2 separate regions of the Homo sapiens genome follow, and region 2 is linked to region 1. A link is a loop called in an ENCODE intact Hi-C map of the cell type or tissue named here. Cell type or tissue: K562. All regions are shown on one strand. Links, peaks and the distances in the headings refer to the core of each region. The heading gives the core; the rest is flanking DNA. Region 1 has its middle 9.1 kb from the start of ING3. Region 2 overlaps WNT16 (Wnt family member 16).

Region 1 (10,275 bases), core at 786-8,785:
TAATTATGTACAACAGTTAATAAAATAAAAATCCCTGTCCTCATGGAGTTCACATTCTAGTGAGCAAAAGACAAAAATACAAATCAATAAGATATATGTCTAATCTTATATGTTGTATAAGATATAGCTATATATAAATAAGATCTGTATCTTATATGTATATTTTTCTATACATAAAATATATGAATATGTTTACCATATATAATCTTATTATCTTACAAATAAATTATATATATATATATAAAATCATGGACCACATAATGGCATTTTGGTCAATGACAGACCACATATGCGATGGTGGTCTCATAGTTACAATGGAGCTAAAAATTCCTATTGCTTAGTTATTTGTATTACAATTTCCTATAGTATGCAGTTCAGTAACATGCTATAGAAGCAATAGGCTACATACTGAACAGCCTGAGTGTGTAGTAGGCTATATCAACTATGTTTGCATAAGTACATTCTGATGTTCACACAATGACAAAATCGCCTAACAATTCATTTCTCAGTACGTCTCCTCATCATTAAGTGACTGTAATAAAGAAAAGAGCAGGAGTACTTGGTTGGGCAAGGAATTGGGGGGATGTTGAAATTTTAAATAGGGTTGCTAGAGAAAATCTTACTTAGAAGGACGTAATTTGACTGATATCAACAGAGTTGTAGTGGAGGAAGCAAGTCATGCAGACATATCTGGAGGAAACAGCTGACAGAAAGGTCCTTAGGTAGACACCTGCCTGGTGTGTTCAAGGAAGAGTCAGGAGGTTGTCATGGCTATAGTGCAGTGAATGAGGTGGAGTAGAAGAAAATGACAACAGAGAGATGACAGGAAGTCAGGTCATTTGGGGCCTTGTGGGCCATTGTAAGGACCGTGGCTTTTGCTGTGACTTAAACGGTAAACCATTGGAGGGTTGTGAGGAGAGGAGAAAGGTCATTTGACATACCTTTTAGGAGGATAACTATGTGCTACTCATGTAGAGAATGGATAGTAAAGAGGAAGGGGAAGAGGGAGGCAGGAAGGCCAGGTAGCACACTGCTACAATCATACAGACAGATTATGGTAGATTTGTCCAGTGTGGACTAGACAGATGTCTTCAAGGTTTAATGGTGGCACTGATCTCTCTGGTATTCCTGAAATGTGTTATCACTTGAGAATTGGATAGTGCTCGAAGGATAAAGTAATTTCCACTGGCCCTTTCCTAGTATTGTTTCAAAGCAGAGATTCTCCCAATTGCGCAGTATGTGAATAGCTATTTCAACATTACATTAAGGAACTGATGAATTATCAAAGACTGAGTTCAGAGGAGTAGTAGGTGTACTATGAGGCAGAGTTCCTTGAAAACTACATTACTCACATGAATCCTAGAACTACCTACATTCATCTGTGAACTGTAGAATTCTTTGTACTCAGGAAGCAACAATTAGTTAAGAGCAGTATCCAATAGTCTCAGAAAAGGTAGGTATATTTCACCTAAGTGTAAATTGTGTCTTTGGAGAAGGCTAGAAAAAAAAATTAATGGCATGGCCTTACAATGATGCAAGGTCCCTTTTCAAGTGCATCAATCTCCCCATCATTAAAGGGAATCTAGATGTATAAACTAATTCAGGTCTCAGATTCTAATATGGTGGTTCCAATTAAGATCCTGTTCTCCCCAGACCTCGAGTTTTTGGTTAGAGAGAATAAAGACAGCCTTAGTGTGTTGTCCATCTACTAATTTATATGAACCTGATTAACATTCAGCCATCAATCCCTGAACATTACTGAAGGTCAGATCATTCAGATTACCACTCAGGCCATGGAGATATTAAGAGGACTAAGCCCACTTCGCCCCGGTAGTTAAATGTGGCTATTTGGCCCATGCTATCTTGGATCCTAGCATCCCTGCTGCAATCAAAGAGTTCATACCAACTGCAGCATCTTCTACCAGCTTCCTTAGCCTACAAAGAATGTTGTTCCCCTAGAACATTTTTTAAAGTTACTGATGTGCTCAAAATACATTTCCCAGTGTCTTGATAAAGGGAAAGTCTTCAGACATACTCAGCAGATGTGATTAGGAGGAGGGTGAAAGAAGAGTATTTTATAAATTCATTCCAAGCTTCCTATCTCCCTAAGTCTTGGGTTCATCTCTCCAAGGAATTTTTGGCACCTCAATCCATTAAATACAGGCCACCGTTAAATACTTATTTAGTCAACTAGTCAAACAGAACTGCTTCCAACTGCTTAAGCCTACAAGAACCAGATTCACTGGCATATGCCCCCACGTGGAAAAATTCAGCCCAACCTAAACTTGTTTCTCTTGTCTTAGTTGAGCATCTTCACAATGCATTTACAATTCCATTCTCCCTATTATTTGCTGATATAAGTTAGAAAATCTTGCATATGTGGGTGCATTAACCTTTTCATCTTAAGTTTGACTTTGTATTTGGCCTTCTCTAAAAAAAAAAAAAAAAAAAAAAAAAAAAGAGGTGTTTTTATTTTTATGGCAGTGTAAGCTCAGAAATATTTGAAGATTTGGGGTCTCTGAGTTGTCCAAAACCTCTCACAGGACCACATTTCTGTTCTTCATGTCCTAAACTTTCATGGAAAAAAAAAGCATTGTGTTCACACAAGAGATATGGTAGGGCTGTGAATTTTTCTGATGCTACAATCCTACAACCGATAGGATCTAGTTTGAAGTTTACTGGTTGCAACACATTATTATTTTTTTTTGTCACAGTCAGACAAAAATTTGGGGAATGCATTGAGAAAATAGTTTAGTTTTCCACCGTTATTTTTTAACTTATCCAGCACAATGTTAAAAGCAAACACCTGATCTTTAATTCTTCACAGCCTTCACACTTGAGGACAACATAACTGATACCTAAATCAGAGAAGGCAAAGACTAGAAAAGAAAACTACCAGCCAATAATCAATAATCCTCATGAGCACAGACACAAAAAATTCTCAAAATATTGGCAATTCAAATCCATTAGTATATAAAAAGTATTGCTATAGTATAACCAAGTGGGGTTTACCCCCAGAAACGCAAAATTGGTTTAGTCATCAAAAATCAATCAATAAAATTTACCACCTAATCCGAATAAAGGAGAAAAATCATATGCGATATATGAAATTTAGATAAAGCATCTGACAAAATTCAACACCAATTACTTATTTTTTTTTCTTGGAGACAATGGAGTAGATGGCATGATTGAGAATTACAAGGTAGCTGAGGATGTAACAAAAGAAAAACAGAGAAATTACAAACTACAAAAACAGAGGGAAAATGAGTAATAATTAATGGTCCCAATATAAAACAAAGTAAAAAGTGGCATGATTTTGAGCATGTGATGGAGTGTCATAAAACGGTGTTGAAAACATTTTTCTTCAATTGCCCCACAGTTGTAATATTAAACCCCCAGAAGAAATGGTTCTTTGCCTTAGTATTAAAAAAATTATATAGTCATAGTGATATAAATGTTACTTATTTCTAACCTTTTAGAGTTATCCTATAGACATCCCAATAAAGACTCCAGGGTAATCTTGTTACAGAGCAGAACATATTAGCAAACATGACAATGTAAAAGGATAGTTAAAGGAGGTAGAAAATTGAATGGGAGGAGATAAAGATAGGACAAAAGTTAGGCGCTCTAATAACTTTATCTTCTGAGGAGGAGTCAAGAGAGCCTGTCTCAAAATCATGGAGTTAGTGTTGTGTTAGAGTTAGTAGTAGGATTATACATACATAATTAACATTAAAATTGTAACCAATAAAATAACAAATCATAGAAGAAGCAATGTATCTCATCTACAATTAACAAATTAAGAACGTTATAAACATATAATTTTGACTTCTGAAGGCAACTGTCAGAAGAATGTAAAACAGAAATAGTAATTACCTCCAGGGAACGGAAGGGAGATGAGGACGAATAGGGCAGGAGTCTGCTGCATTTTACCACAAGCTCTTTTACACTATTACTTTGTTACTACATTCATGTACTACTCTGAAAAAATATCTATCATCTGTCAATTCTTAATTTTATAATAAAATTGGGGGGACAATTAAATGACCACTTAGAATATAAGTATTTCAGATTACTGGTCTTTTACCATGATATTTGTTACTATAAATATAATATTTTTATAAACCAAGAGTAAGGGTAATAGTACTGAATTTTTTAAAATGGCCTATCAAACTACCTTTGACTTTTTGTTTTTTCTGATGAGTTTATAAGTTGGAAAAAAGACTAAGTATGCACTTTAAAAGTTCTTTAAGCACACAGAGTACTAATATAAGGAGAATAAATGCCTCTGACTTTCACAAAATCAACTACAAAAGAACATATGATTATAGTAAAGAGTATTGGGCTCAGCAGTACAAAAATAAAGATAATAAAATACTAGAACAGGCTACTAATAAAACTATGATCAACTATACATTAGTATTAGGTGATATATTTTACTTTCTCAATATTTATATACAATTGGTTTTTTTTCTTTCAAAAAAAACAGTAAAACATCGGAGATATCAGTACTCAGGATATACCTTAAGAAGGTAAAAAAGTCATGGTTCCTGTATCTGTGGAACTTGTATTTTAAAATCTTTAATACATCTTTGCATAAAATGTGTTTTTTCCTAAAACATACAAAATTATTTTGTTTTATTGTTTTGCATCTACTATTATTTTTGTTTTAGAAATTGGAGAAGTAGAAAAAGGGAAAAAAAATCTATGGAGGACAAATGATAATATAACACAAAAATTTGTTTATCACTGCCCTCTACTGTACAATTTTCTCAAACCAACATTGATTAAGGAAATGACAATGTGACTGATAGGCACGGAACACTAACCCAAGAATGTTGAGTATTCTTCAGCTATAATATCAATCTGCAGCAGAGTTTCTTAATCTCATTATTATTGACATTCTGGGTCCTGATAATTATTTGTTGCAGGTGGCTGTACTGTGTATTGTAAGACATTTTGGCAGCATCTCTGGCCTCTACTTACAAGATGCCAGTAGTACTTCCCCAAGTTATGACAACTAAAATGTCTCCAGACATTGCCAAATATCCACTGAAGGGCAAAATCACTCCTGGTTGAGAACCACTGATCTATAGGTTAGCAGTTCTATCTGTAATTCGGTTTCATTACAAATCAAAGCCCTAGGCATCAAACAATGTTATCTGTTCCCATGGATCCACTTATAAGCTATACCTGGATGGCACACAGAATTACTTGTTTACTCCATCAATTTAGTTCTGAAAACACACCCTCACATGTTGAACTAGATGACTAAGCTACTCAAATGATACCAAAACACTGATGGTGCTATCCTCTTAGTAACATCTTCTCCTGCCATCATCACACAATCATCCCAGGGTGATTATGTGCAACAAACAGGACTTCACCTGGCATCCAAAACAGACTCCTGTCTCTACAATTACTTAATTCCAAAACCTGAATTACGCTATTTCTGCTACCTCAGATGACCTTAACCTAGCATTCTGAATGTTGCCCCATGTTCCAGGATTTGTCTTGGCAACTAATTCTTTCCTCCACATGTTTTTAACCTCATTTCCTATTTGTGTATCTGCTTCCCCCAGATCCCTGACCTTTATGCGTCTGACCCAAGGCCGGTAATAGGACTCAGAATCCTAAATGCTTCATTTGCTTAATGACTTGGCTTCCTATTTTGACACTTGGACACCATCTGGACCCTGACAGCAATATTAACCCAGCATGAAAGTCTTTTGAGAATAAAATAGTTTTAAGAATAGTTGCAAAATATTGGACCAATTTTTTTAGAACTTAAAAAAATTTCAAGACACAAAACACCACATAGGTTGTCAATCCCATTGCTTTCATTTCGTGTTTGTGTGCGTACAATATATTTCTGATTATAAAACAATTTTAAAGTTTGAAAAATATAGAAGTAGATAAAATACAATCACCTAAAATTCCACCATCATTCAGAAATAACTATTGTTAACTTCTAAAATGTAGATGAAGCCTAAATTATAAATATGTCTCATGTATCTATCTATCCACATATACCTTTTTTTTTCAAAAGTACTATCATATGTCACACAGTGTTGTGACATAATGTATGTTTCACTTCATAATGTATCCAGGAATGATATCCAAAATAATTAGCAAATCATATAGCAGAGGCTGGCCTTATTGATGCAAAGTTCTGGGGTGCCATGTTTTAACTCCATGGGAGCTACATAATGAGAGGCCCAGAAAGTCTCATAGGAAGGGTCAGCGCAGACAGGGTGATATGAGACACTGCAGTGGCTCAGAGCAGCTGCTATTTAGAAGCATCTCAACATTTTAACAACTGGTTAGGGTTGTACCAGTGTAAATATTCTGATTAGCATCCCTGTGCATACCGCATATTAACATATAGTTAGTAATCAAAAACATGGTATTTAATGACTACAAAGTCTGACCTGTAGATATTTTATGTATTGCATCTTTATATTGGTCTCTATCACTTTTTCCCTTTGCTAAATCAATATGGTCATTATCCATTAAAAAAACTCTACCATATCTCAATAAAATTTATGTAAATTCCTCTTGATGAATCATCTAGTCCCTTCCTCAAAATTTCACCATATCATAGCATCTATTACATTATGTTTAAATCATTTCCTGAACCATCTATTTGTCCTAAAATGTTATATGTTCTGCAAGAACAGGGACTGTGTCTTGGTCATGTTTTGTATTATTGGTATTTGTTGTTCAGTAAGCATTTACTGAAATAGACTGTAGTAATATTATTTCTCAAATTCCCTAGATGTCTTATTTATTAGGCTATGTTAATATTTACAACTTCAAAGAGTTTTTTAAAAAATAAAGAGCTTCATGAATTACCATATTACTTTCATTTTCCCTCTGCCTATCCTTTTAGGTTAGCCTAATTAAAAATCACTGTGAAGGGGGTTGACCTACTTCTGTATTTGAGAATTCTTCAAAGAATTCTATTTAGAATATTCTTCTCAGCATTCCAGTCCAGCTACTTGGATGACAATTGGAATCCCATTTTCTTCACAGAGCTTAATGGTTAACAATCATGACAACTTTATGTTGCCCTCTCTATTCTGAACTTGGAATCTTATGAACTAGTGCTTAATACTCATGCATTCGTTCATTCAATAATTCATCACATCTTTATTGAACTCATATTACCTGCCAGATCTGTGGATCAACAGATGAATAAAACATGGTCTCTGCCCTTGAAAAATTCCAAATTAGTTGGAAATGCAGGCTGTAGACTACAATGTAGTAAGTCTCATAAGATATTCATGGACAGAGTGTAAAAAAGCACTATATTGTCATACTTCTAGACTCTATTTCCTCAATGGTAAGAATACTTTAACCTACTTTAGAAAAATACTTTTTACCCTACTAGCAAAATAAGTATTCCTAAGACTCTACTTATTTGGATTCATTGAAGACAAGGTAAAAAATCAAAATAAGAAAAAAGCTAAAATTTTCCAAACACCACTTCTTGTCAGTATCATAGAGTACCTGTGTGATACTGGAGAGAAGACAAGGAAAATCTCTGGAGCATTTCCAGCAGTGTAAAAAATCCTTATAGTCACTGAAATATTTTCATATTGTGTTACAAAGAGAAGATGCTTGGTAATTTATATTTACATTACCAGACTCACAAAAATGAATGCTAGAGAGCCTAAGTCTTTCAAAATCAAACCTGGGGAAATAGTTACAGACAATTATGCCATTGTGTATAAATATATTTATCCTGTAAGAAGTATTTAAATATACTTACCTAGCATATCCTGCACCTGAATCATTTAATTTTAATATGCCCCTCCTCTATAAAATATTATTTTTCAGAAATAATCATGAAATTAAATGAATAATGATAATGAACAAAATAAATTCAGAAAAGGCAAATTTTCTTTTTCTCAAACTTCATCATATAATCATCCTTGTAGTGAATAATTAACAATTAATAGCATTGAAGAAAAAAGTAATGATTAATCTTTTTAATTAGATTTAAGCATTTTTTTGGAAAGAAACAATGGCCTGTTACACTAATGAGTCACTACATTAAAATGTTATAGCAATTAAATAAAAAACAAGTAGAATAACAATCCTAAAATAATACATTTCCATTTTCAAAATATTCAATTCAGTAATGTGTTTCACATTTAAACTAAAATTTGCATTTAGTAAACAAAAAAATCCAAAAATACTACACCTAGCAGTTCAGTTTCACTATTTTAAATTTAAAATACAAATAAAAACTCCAAGTGATCATATACAACTGAAAGAACTCAAGTGTATCTTGTCTTTTATTTCTAATCAACTATTTACGTAATGTCTCACTTATTAAAATTTCACCAAAACTGAAGCTAATGTTTAGACCTTAGACTATCAGAATGTTTTTTCCAGGAGAAATATTTCATCACTGACATTGTTTAGAATTGCTGGCACATGGTGGTAATAAAAAGCAGGCTGTAAAAGTCAGTTTTATTATTGTTTTTAAATCCTCTAACGACAATACATCCCTTTATTTGCCTTCTCTGGGGTGACTGCTTCGACTGCAGTGCCCTTGGCATGGCACTTACCAGATCATTTATCTCTGTACTGTCAATTCTACAAATAATGTTTTTCCTGATTACATTTATGTGCTGGACACTGCGCTAGGTACTCTTAAACACTGTCTCCTTTGAGACTTGTCACAATCCTACAATGCAAGTGTCCTTTCTTACTCTCATTTCATGAATGAAAAAACAATTTAGGGACTTTGAGTAACTTGGCTCAGGTCATATGAGTAAATAACAGAGACAGGAGTCAAACTCAGGTATGATTAAAAAGCCCGTAACCACCCAATCCTACATTCCTTATTCATGCAACAAATATGAACTCAGTGTCTTCTGCAAGCTTGTAACAGAGCAGTGCATAAGAAACAATCCCTATCAGCCAAGGGCTCGAAGATGAGTTAATCACTCTACTTTTCCTAGAGGTGGCCACTCTCCTATTTCTATCATCATAGATTACTTTTACCTACTCAGAAACTTCATCTAAATGTCATCCTAGAATATGTACTCATGTGTGCCTCCACTTTTTTTCCTATTCTCTCCTTCTGGAACTCCTCTGAATCAGGTATTGGAAATTTCAAATTGATTCTCCAATTGTTACATTTTTTATTTTTATTTTTCTTGTTTGTTCTACATCCTGGGTTAATTTCATCAGTCATGACTTCCAGTACTCACATTTGTAGAATTCCTTTTTATTCTATCTGCAACAATTTATTCACGTCTTCTTTTCTTTCAGTGTTTTGCAATGTTTCAATGTGAGCTCACCATCAACAGTTGCTCCTCTTTGTGTCCTAGGACGAGGAACATCCCTAAAGGATATTATTATATATTATTGTATTTGCCTCTCTGGGGGGCCCCTCATCTTTTGCCAGACCAGACCAATTTTTACTGTCTTGTTTAAAGGGTCTCTGCACCTTGTGTGGAGTCTGAATTTGGATTCCACACCCATGCATGGTACAAGTTTGAGGTCTAAATTCCTCTGGGTTGCCTTTTCACCCATGATCTCAGGTGGATGGTCAGAAAGCTTTATTGTTGTTTCCCCAGGCAACTTCATAGGAGTAACCCTTCATGATTACTGGTTTATTACAAGATGGTTAGCGTTAGCTCCCTGCAAGCATAGTACCTGAGGCTTGTGATATCTTTACACAGTCAGAACCCAACAATTAAAGCCCATAAACTCTCAAGTTCTTTCAGCTTAAGCTCTTATTCTCTACACCAACTTTGAGTTTGCTCTTATTTCTGCTACCTGGAGATTTCATTCTCTGTTTTAAGTGTTATCCTTACATTTCATCCAGAATTTCTATTTGTTTTGAGGGAATGGTTTTGTGATGGCTTTGTATCCAGTAACCCACCATCTATCTCAGTATTGTCCCTCTACCATCCACTGAACGCATAGAGAGAAGTCCCCTTGGCAAAACCTCCTTAACTATCCTCCCATTAGACACTTGCCTTCTTCCTCTCTCTCCTCTTTTACTCCAGATTCTCCACCACCAACACCCAGCAGCCAGCCCAGGAAATTAGAACTTTCATAAAGAGGTTTCTTTAGTAGATATTAGGGGAGAGGGGAAAGGCTGAAAACATCCACAGGTGTGTAGACGGAAGACTACCATCATATTGATGCTGCTTATAACCAATCCAGTGAGTGACTCGATGACTTTCAAAGATGTAAAAGTAGGTTTACGTCATGACAGCATTTTACTCTTCTTTCTTTCCACATCACAGG
Region 2 (10,275 bases), core at 1-8,000, 400 kb after region 1:
AATTTTTAAAATTCATAAATACTCCTAAGCATAAAGAAGCTATAGGTATATTAAATCTATAGATATTTTAAAATATCAGTATCTTAAAGATACAGAGGTGGTACATTTGAAGAATTGCTATGTAATTACCATCCTTTATGAATTCTACATTTTTATACTGTTTTCTTAAAATGCATCATTCTTGTAGCTAAATTTGACTTATACATATTCACATTAGTGAATATTGACACAACAAAGTTTGAATTCTACAACATAGTTGACTTAGTTGGCAATTCATAGTGACTTTTCTAAAAAAGTCTAAATCTTTTATATGAATATATATTTTCTATGTTGTAATAAACTTTTTCAGGACAGAAATATTAGCACATATCATATATTCTTGTAAATATTCAATAACTTATAAAGGTCCCAAAGTAATCATTGCAATCTGTCACATTCTTTTGAAATAAATAAAACAAATTGCAATATCTCTTAGTAATCTTAAAAGTATATGTTGCGTTTGTTTTCCATTTTTGGAAAATGAATAAATGGAACGCATTTAGAATAGTTACAAGTTACTCCCAGTTTTCTTTACTTTGTCCATTTAAAATACAAAAACAGAAAAGTCGGTAAATATATCACTGTAACACTTCAAATTCAAATTTTAATTTTAATTCAATTTAAATATTTAATTCAAAATAGCAAAATAGAAAGTAGGAATGTCAGTAAATAGCTATGTAAGCTTTTTGTATTTTTGTTTATAAAATTGTAAAAGTTATTTTATTTCACTAGAATAACTCTTGCCCAACACCATAGTCATGCACATGCCTCTTAAGGTTTTACATTTAAAAAAATAAATGACTGAGATGTTGCTTCAATTTAAATATTATCCAATAAGGGAATTTTTATTATTTCTAGCATATTAATTTTGAAAAGGTTAAATGTAATTAGGATATGTTCTTAAAACTCTAGAGTTAAACCTAGAGATAAGATTATTCAAATTAATATATTTTTAAAACAAGAAAACAAATAAACGAGTGTTTGTTATCAACAGACCTTAAATCTTCTTTGGCCATTCTTTAAGTAAATTTGGTAGAGATTTTTAATAAACTAGAAATTCAGAACACAAAAACTCACGTTATGATTGATTCTCTTAAATAAAATCATCTTGGGACTTACAAAAAACCCTAAAGCATTCTAAAATATATTTTTATTAGTAACATTCGGCAGCTATTTGGTTTTATTTTATATTGTGTGTTTTTCAAATTAGGTAGTAATGTTCCTCTCTGTAACTGTTAATGCTAATCTTAAACTATTATTTATATCCTGATTTTATTAAAAACATACTTCCTATTCACCATTAATTTAAATCCATTTTTATTGGCAAAAAATAATTTTCTAACATTACCTAGGTTCTTGCTATTATTCTAACTAGCTTGAAAACAATTCAATTTATGCATATATGTACATTTTGTGTAAATCTCTGAGTTTTCTCTCCTGAATCATTTTTTTCACATTGTTCATTTTTGGTTCACATTGTTTCACATTTAGATGAAATCTTAAAATATTAGAAAACATTTTCCTGGTTATTTGGTAGGTACTATGCTGGTGTTTTTGTTGTTGTTTTTATTTTCTCTTGAGGTATTATAATTCAACAGAGTTTTGTATTTTTCTTTCTGTTGCTGGCAAAAAAACAAAAACAAAAACAAAACCAACAACACCATAAAAGAGGTTTCCTGGTTATTATCTAACATGGATGAGCAATCAACTCAATTTTTTCAACATTGGCAATTAGGATTTTAATCTAATAGGCATATTCTTCTGAATAAAATCCAGGTCTGTATTCAATTGAGTTGATTTTCTTAGCCTCAAAATCACAAACTCAAAATGTAGGAAAGTGTTCAGAGAAATGTGGGTACTGGCGCTTAGTAGTACTGTGAGCAGGATAGATGATTTTCTAACCGCTAACCTTAAATACTCTGATTCCCACTTGGTTTCTGACACCATTCCTAAACTTATGACTCCAAGAATAATGTTGCCGAATGATGATTGGCTAACGGAATGATGTGATGTCTTCCAGGGGCAGAACTTCTGGGAATAATGTGACTTGGAATATTTATGGGTATTTCTTTTGGTGTGCTTAAAATATTTCCATTCTTCCCATGTCCACCTCACAAACTTTTAAGTTTCCCTACCCCATAATTTGTTTTATGATGAGTAACTCAACAAAGTGGGAAGGGCTCAATCCCAAATTTTCATTGACCTATTCCAAGAATATTTATAAGTAGTTGAACAACACATAGTGTTTTGCTTTTCAGTAGGTTCGAATATATTTTTGGACAGAAAGGGACAAAACGGGTCAGAGGAACAGGAATCCTACATACACCCATCCAACCTCGTGTCGCAGTTTTTATAAAAACTTAGATCATCTGATAGTTGAGAAAATGAAATGTTAGTCACAAAACGTTCCACAACAATTTTCTGGCCATTTTTGTAAAATTCGGACAACGTAATTTACTGAAAAACAATCGCCAACTGCCACATTACCTCTGAGTCAAAATTGTGGAACCAATCAGTTCTTAAACCACTTCTCAAGCGGTTTCTATGTTTACATTAAGTATTAATGATGCATCTTTCCTATTTCACTTCATTAGAAATTTATCAAACCAAAATTTACACAAGGAATCCAGTAGATTAAATGCTACCCTCCTGATTGCTCTGACATAGTTTAAAAATATTCCACCAAAATGTGCACATCTGTTTGCAATAGTTAACAAAACATTCCTCTGTTAATATCGTTATAAACCTTAACAACTCAACTAGAGTAGAGAAAGGAATTTTCTCATAACCACACAGCACTCATTCCTTTGCTATTCTCTTATGTTCCTGTTAACAGAAAATTATGGTGATATTGCTGTAATTCACAATGGCTATTTAACATTAATTAAGAATCCTGGAGGAAAATCTCCAGAATACACTTTCTGGGGGAGTGTTCATGCAATTTCCTTAAATATACTTGCATTTTCCACTTTTATTTTTCCCTATTCTACTAAAATTATCCTGCTGCATATAAATACCTTATATTATTTATCACCAGCTTTCCTTATGTAAGATAAACGTCTTAATCAGACTTTATTTTTCTGTAAAATTGAAATCATAAGTACCTGCTTATTAACTAGCTATTATGTGCAACAAATATCTTCCTCTAAAACTAAATCAGGTAAAATATTTATTAAAATATGCTCTGAGAAGCAGAATTCTAATTCTGTAGAATTAAACTTTGTGTGTGTGTGTGTGTGTGTGTGTGTGTGTGTGTGTGTGTGTGTATCTGTCCTTGAATTTTGCATTTCATCAGTCCTGAGTGGTGATTACACTGCTTTATTCTAATTCCAGATTGTCCAAGTTCTTTCCTTGGAATATTATGGGGGTATAATCTTTGAAATTCCAGGTCAGGTTATTGATATTTTTTTCCTTGAAGTTCATTTATCTTTCTGTCCTAGAATACAGTATATATATGCATATATATGTGTGTATATATGCCCATAGATATTCTAAGAATATGTATATACCTCTATAGATGTTCGAGGATACAAAAATAATATGTATCATATATAATAAAGATATTATTTCTTTTATTATGTTTATTGTTAGGGACACTTACAATTCAAAGTTTAAATTGTCATCACTGAAAAATTATAAATTCCATGTATGTATTCAAAAGGGCTAATTTTCTAGGAGGGAAATCTTTCTATAATTTCAATACAAATTCAGCAGGTGATGTAATTGAATTTGAAAATCAGTCTCTCTTTTTATCCTTCATCGTGTTGTAGTGCATAACTTTCATAGAGTAACACTATTGTGGACGGGGCTAAAACTGAGGAGTTGAAAGAGAGAGCCCAGCCGGCTCAAAACAATACCATTAACCTCTTAGCAGTGACATGTGTTTAAGAAGGTGGTTTTTATTACTCCCTCTTGATTCAGTTTACCAACAGAGGATGAGATAAAAGTGTTCAAGTGAGCTGGACCAATTACTCAATAAGTATTTGATGAGCGTCTACTTTGTCCCTCATGCTGTGCAAATTGGCAACATCTTACATGATGTCTGAAGTGACTAATAAAAGAAAAAATCGGCTCCTCAGTCATGATCCAGGGGAGAAACAGCTTTAAGTCACTAAGTGATGACTGTAAAGAAGGCTGATCAGCTTAAACATGGAAACATACATTGTTATGTTTTTAGTGTTCTTTGGACAGTTATGTTTTGTTATTACCCAGCACTGATTGAGCTTTTTCTCGTAAACTTTGGGAGCTTAAAATTTGAACAAAGTAGGCAGATCACATTTATTTGCCTGGAAATGTTTTAAAGAATTGAGGGTTTTGTGAATATGAAATGCCATAAATTTAAAGAAATAAGCTTCTGTGACATACTTTATAAATTGCTGTCATATAATCGCAGGACACCTTTTGCCCTGGGTTAAGAAGAAATAGATACATCTATTAGTTTCTTAGTTTTGTGAATTCAAAAAAAGCAAATGTGCCATATGCACTACTAAGAAATATCAAGCATTGCATAAATCAATACCATATGCTCTTATTTAAGGTTGCAAATGTTATTATTTGTGTGCAATATTGTCTCATTAGATAGTTCAGACATTTTTAAAATTTGTTTGAAAACATAACATTCTGCAAACGTGTCAATGTCAGGTTTGGTACAAAACAGCAAAGTGTAGACCCCTGTCATTTTATTGTTTTCATAAGAATTGTAAGTGGAATTTAAACTGTGAGGTTTTTCCTTTCTTTGGTGAGATTACACACATAATTTCCAAGTTATTGAATGGATGGATCCATCTTTCATTTTACCCAGCATGTTGACAGAACGTCAACTCCACAGCTAGCCCTGACGATTTATTAATCTGTTCTGCCATCGTCTGGGGATTGAAGGAAGCTATGCTGGCTAGCCTGGTATGTAAGAGATTAGAGCCCTAAACTTTTGAAATCTCTATATTGTTTTTGCACCCCTAGCCTTACTGGAAATGTTTATCTCAACTCTAACTGTACCTTCTTTTTCAGAGAAAGGGGCTTTTATTTAGACCTTAGTGTGTGTCAGGCAGTGGACTATTACAAATATATGTAGTTTCATTTAACTTCTTAGTCTGTTTAAACTGAACTTAGCACTTAGAATTGAAAAAATTACATAAACATTATCCCCTTTGTATTTTCCATGCTAGGATAATGCTACTGATTCATCAAGGATAGGGCATGTGTTTTGAATTAATTTTCCAGAAAAGGAGAATTTGCTGGGGGGAGCCACCATACTGTAGCCCCTTCTCCTTTTGACCAACTAAACCAGATTTGTCATAGTTTCTCATGTGGCCTGGAACCAGGGGATAGCATAGTTCACCACCTCCACCCCTCCCTTTGTATGTGACTGACTTTTATAGTGATCAAACTTGAGAACTCTCAATTGAATCAATACGTCTCATCCCTGGATGCTCATTAAAATAATCTCAGCGGCTTTGTGAAAGTACCATGGCCTGGACACCCCACCCCCTGCCCGACCAGTGAAATCAGAATCTGAGAGGTTTGAGCATTGGTTATTTGTAAAGTTCCATGATGTTTCTATGCACCATGAGAGCTAAGGGTAACTTCTCTCTCAGTGCTTCTCAAATTTTAATGACAATCTTGTTAAAAATGCAGCTTTTGGTTCTGTAGGTCTGGAGTGGGGCCTGAGAGTCTGCATATCTCACAAGTGATGCTGGTGTTGCTGGTCCCTGAGCTGTATTCTGAGTAACGAGGTGTTGAATGGTATCAGGAACATACAGGCATGCATAAGCATCCTACCACATTCAAAATTAGACCGGGGATTAGAAATAGAAGTAATTTCCTTTTGTTATCGCAGATAATCTCCAATAATATTAGTCTGGTCCACTACTTTAAGTACAGCTTGGAAAGCTTTGCTCTGAAGGGTCAAGAAATTTGGACAAAACATTTGGGACAAAAACCAAAGGACGAAACATTTGAAGCCTACGCAATTTTAAAGATTATTTACGTTCAAAACCATCATTTTTATTCAAGAGGAAATAGACCCAGAAAGTTAATTGATTAGATTAACTGTGCTTCTGTTGTTGAGTAAAACACTTTATGATTGATAGTTGAACACAATTACTGTTGGTTTCAGGCTGTCGCCAAGTTGATGTCAGTAGACTGCCGCTGCCACGGAGTTTCCGGCTCCTGTGCTGTGAAAACATGCTGGAAAACCATGTCTTCTTTTGAAAAGATTGGCCATTTGTTGAAGGATAAATATGAAAACAGTATCCAGATATCAGACAAAACAAAGAGGAAAATGCGCAGGAGAGAAAAAGATCAGAGGAAAATACCAATCCATAAGGATGATCTGCTCTATGTTAATAAGTCTCCCAACTACTGTGTAGAAGATAAGAAACTGGGAATCCCAGGGACACAAGGCAGAGAATGCAACCGTACATCAGAGGGTGCAGATGGCTGCAACCTCCTCTGCTGTGGCCGAGGTTACAACACCCATGTGGTCAGGCACGTGGAGAGGTGTGAGTGTAAGTTCATCTGGTGCTGCTATGTCCGTTGCAGGAGGTGTGAAAGCATGACTGATGTCCACACTTGCAAGTAACCACTCCATCCAGCCTTGGGCAAGATGCCTCAGCAATATACAATGGCATTGCAACCAGAGAGGTGCCCATCCCTGTGCAGCGCTAGTAAAGTTGACTCTTGCAGTGGAATCCCTAGAACCTTGGACCTGAGAGTTTCCCTTACCTGATCGACATATTTTCCTTTATCTGATCAACCCATCAATCATGTGGATTTCTTGGGATTCTAATGTTGAAAAGGTTTATATTCACCTTTTGATGATTTGGGGAATATATATTGACATACAAGGAAGATAATCTGTTTCCTAAGCAAGAAATAACAGGAAAGATCCCTTATGCCAGGAGGCCTGCCATACTCAGGATAAGATCCTTGAATATGGAACTTAGTTACAGGACTCAATAATGGTGGGTGAACATTAGTCATTTTTAAAAGACACCTCTTATAGCAATAAGGAGACATTAACATGAATCTCATTTATTCTCTCAGTATTTTAACTGAAGAAATTATACTGTTTGTGTGTGGATAGAAGATGTTGAAAAGTTAACATAAGCATTGGGTGCTGACTTACCCTTTCATGTACTTCCAAAGAAAGGTAATCAAAAAGAATCTTCTTAAGTGATATAATATCCCTAAAAAAATGATCATTACAGATGTTTAGTGACAAAGAATCAATATGTAAAAAGTATAATGAATGATTTAGATTTTAAGTGCCTTTTCACTGGGAGAATCTGGAAAAACCTCCATAAGGTATATAGCAATCTTTGATCTTTAGATTCATACTTTTATCACAGATCAGTTTCAACTGTTAAAAACCCACCTCTGAGATACTGGGGGGAGGATCCTGAAACATGCGGGAAAAGGAGAGGTAAACAGTGGAGGTAAAAATATAATTTCATACATTGTAAAGAAAAGCACCCTTTAAATGTGTAAAGACAGTGTTTTGTAAAGAATTTTGTTTAAAAAGTTTCTATTTTGTAAATACAGTACTTAAGTTATATGATTTATATTAAAACATTTATTGACAAAGCCTAAGAGCTAAGGCAGTAAAATTATCTCATAAATAATATTAGCTTATTTTTTTTCATACTATTAATGCTATTTTTTTGGACATCGAAGAGAATTTAACTTAGCAGTTAGTTATATGGATGTGTATTTCTTGCTAAAATGACAGTTTTATATGTTATAGATTAAAATATGTTGCAAAATATCAAAAATTTGTGTTATTTCAGCAGTAAGATTAATTGAATTCTCTTTTCACATTAGTTATGCTTAACTCATAAGGTTATTATAATAAATTATATTAGTAAAAGTCTTAACTGGAAAAAAGAATCTAAATCAGAATAGTGATCAATTTGTGGATTTGATATCCTGGATATTTATTATATTTTATGTAATGCTGCATTTCTATTTGAATGTTAAGTGGTCTTTCTTGTTTTTAATATTCATGCATGTATATTCATCATATTTTACAAGGTTCCTGGTAAAAATTACAGGGCTCTATTTAAGGATGTATTTTAATGTAAATGCTTATGTTTTTTATGAATTGTTAAATATTTCAGTATTATATAGAAAAAAATAGATTTTTAAAATTCAGAATGGACAAAGAGAATATTCATTTTCTTATTAATAAGATAAAGAAATGTTTCCCTGCCCCACAGTCTTCATTCTATTTCTCTTTAATTTTATTCACTGAGGCAGAGAAACAATTTTTGAAAAAGAGCAAACCCATGGAAAATGTCTCAGATCTAATATTAAAATCAAGACTAAGCATTTAACTGTGATTGTAAAGTTTGACAAAGTTATTATTTACTAAATGAGAGACACAGAAATGGCAAATATATGAATATAGTGCATATTTAAAAGTGGTTTTCCAGTCTTTAGCATCCCTTGAACAGAATAATCTGAAAATATACACTCTCTCCTGCCTATTTTTTTCAAAGTAAATCTATTTTGTCTTCTTTGAACATAATCACCCATTTTTAAAAAACAGAAAGACTGTAGTGTCTATTAACAACCAATTTCTTCTATTAATTAGAAAACCTTTCATAATTACCTTATCAACTGACTGTGAGAATCAGGCAGCCTCTAATTTACAAAGACTTGATTACTGTTCAGCCATTCCTTTAAAACAGTGATGCTAACTCAGGCACCTCTCTCTGGGATGCCTAAGCAAAAACTCCTCCTAACTCCAAACCTGTGTCTTTGGGTTCTTCTTTTCTTCTCACCTTTGGTATCACCATGGAAGCCATCCTTAAGTTTCTCACTTTTTTTTTTTTTTTTTAAGACAGTCTCACTCTGTTGCCCAGGCTGGAGTGCAGTGACCCGATCTCGGCTCACTGCAACATCTGCCTTCTGGGTTCAAATGATTCTCCCGCTTCAGCCTCCCAAGTAGCTGGGATTACAGGCATGTGCCACCATGACTAGCTAATTTTTGTATTTTTGGTAGAGACGGAGTTTCACCATGTTGGCCAGGCTGGTCTCAAACTCTTGACCTCAAGTGATCCACCCACCTCGGCCTCCCAAAGTGTTGGGATTACAGGTGTGAGCTACCGCGCCTGGCCATCACCTATCTATCTCTCTTATTGGCTGACAGCCTGCCCTTAGCCCATTTCCATCCCACTCCCAGTCATGGTAGAGGAAGCACCATGGTGCTCCTGGGAACACAATTCTGGGACCCAAAGGCTCCTATCTAGTCTAAACCACATTGCCTGCATTCATTAGGGCCCCTTATGTTGCAAGTAATGGAAAACTCAACCCAGACTGATTTAAACATTAAATATGTTGACTCAGTAACTAAAAACTTCAAACTTGTGACTGGTTCAGGGGAAGCTTGATCCACAAGCTCACACCATGTTCCCTGGGCTCAGGTCTCTCTATTACTTTAGGCTGGCTACTGGCCAAGTCTTCTACTTCAGGGTTCATGCAGTGCTGTGTCCTAACCTCTTTCAAAGTCTCCCACCCCTAGCATCTCTGGGATCTCTACTTTTCTTAGCAACATGGCTGCCATGCTTCCAGACCTCACATTCTCCTACCTGCCACTCATTCTAAGGAAAGAGGGGTCCCATCCTCAAGAAAGAGAGGTTCTCTCCTGGTTTGCTCACACAGATGGAAAGAAAACCTTTTCTTTCTCAGAGGATTCAGCAAAGGTCTTCTGAGTCTCAGTGGTTCTAATTGATTAAATGTGCCTCTCTCTGAAAAAATCACCATGACCATTGGGAGTTTTGGGTGAGCCATAGGTACATTGAACCATCTTAAGGCCATCATGACCCTGGAAGTGGAAGTGGGATTCCCTGGAACTAAAATTACACAGCGTGAGAACAGAGACGGGGGTGGTTTCCCTAAAGGAAAACCAGGGTGTTATGTTACTGGTAAGGAGTACCTGGACGCTGGGCAGCAAAGACATTATATGCCTTAGTTCTAGTGAGCTGTTTAGGAAACAGCTTTTGATATTACATGGAGCTCACAACAGACAAAGCAAGCCCTAAGCACTGTGGATTATGAATGTGGGTTCAAAGTGCTTTGATTTGTTTAAATACCTTGCATAATGTTAAAGGGCGAAGGGAGGTGCTCCAGTGGATTATTTTTCAATTTAGGAGTTCAAATTCTTTGTAAATTTGGAACTGCCTAATAAAGGCAATGGTAAGAGGCAATGATTCATCCTGAAACAAAGTCAAGAAA

What was found. A loop is a pair of places that touch in the nucleus more often than their neighbours do. Peaks named below come from ENCODE experiments on the same cell type or tissue, not always from the same donor. Only the 100,000 strongest peaks of a DNase experiment are listed, where the experiment ranks them.
Region 2: it touches region 1 in a loop (4-fold over the local background); 2 of 110 quality-filtered maps call a loop at or near these places.

What each region holds. Positions count from the first base shown.
Region 1 is chr7:120,936,509-120,946,783 of GRCh38, forward strand. No RefSeq gene overlaps it. Among named protein-coding and RNA genes, the nearest start is that of ING3, 9.1 kb to the right of the region's middle. In K562, for the core only: a CTCF peak has its summit at 4,765 (motif pointing left); no DNase peak of the experiment used is centred there.
Region 2 is chr7:121,332,727-121,343,001 of GRCh38, forward strand. It overlaps WNT16 (Wnt family member 16), which reads left to right. Exons shown (of 4, transcript NM_057168.2): 4 at 6,155-8,378. The coding sequence ends at 6,619. Among named protein-coding and RNA genes, the nearest start is that of WNT16, 8.9 kb to the left of the region's middle. In K562, for the core only: a CTCF peak has its summit at 4,903; a DNase peak (open chromatin) is centred at 4,905.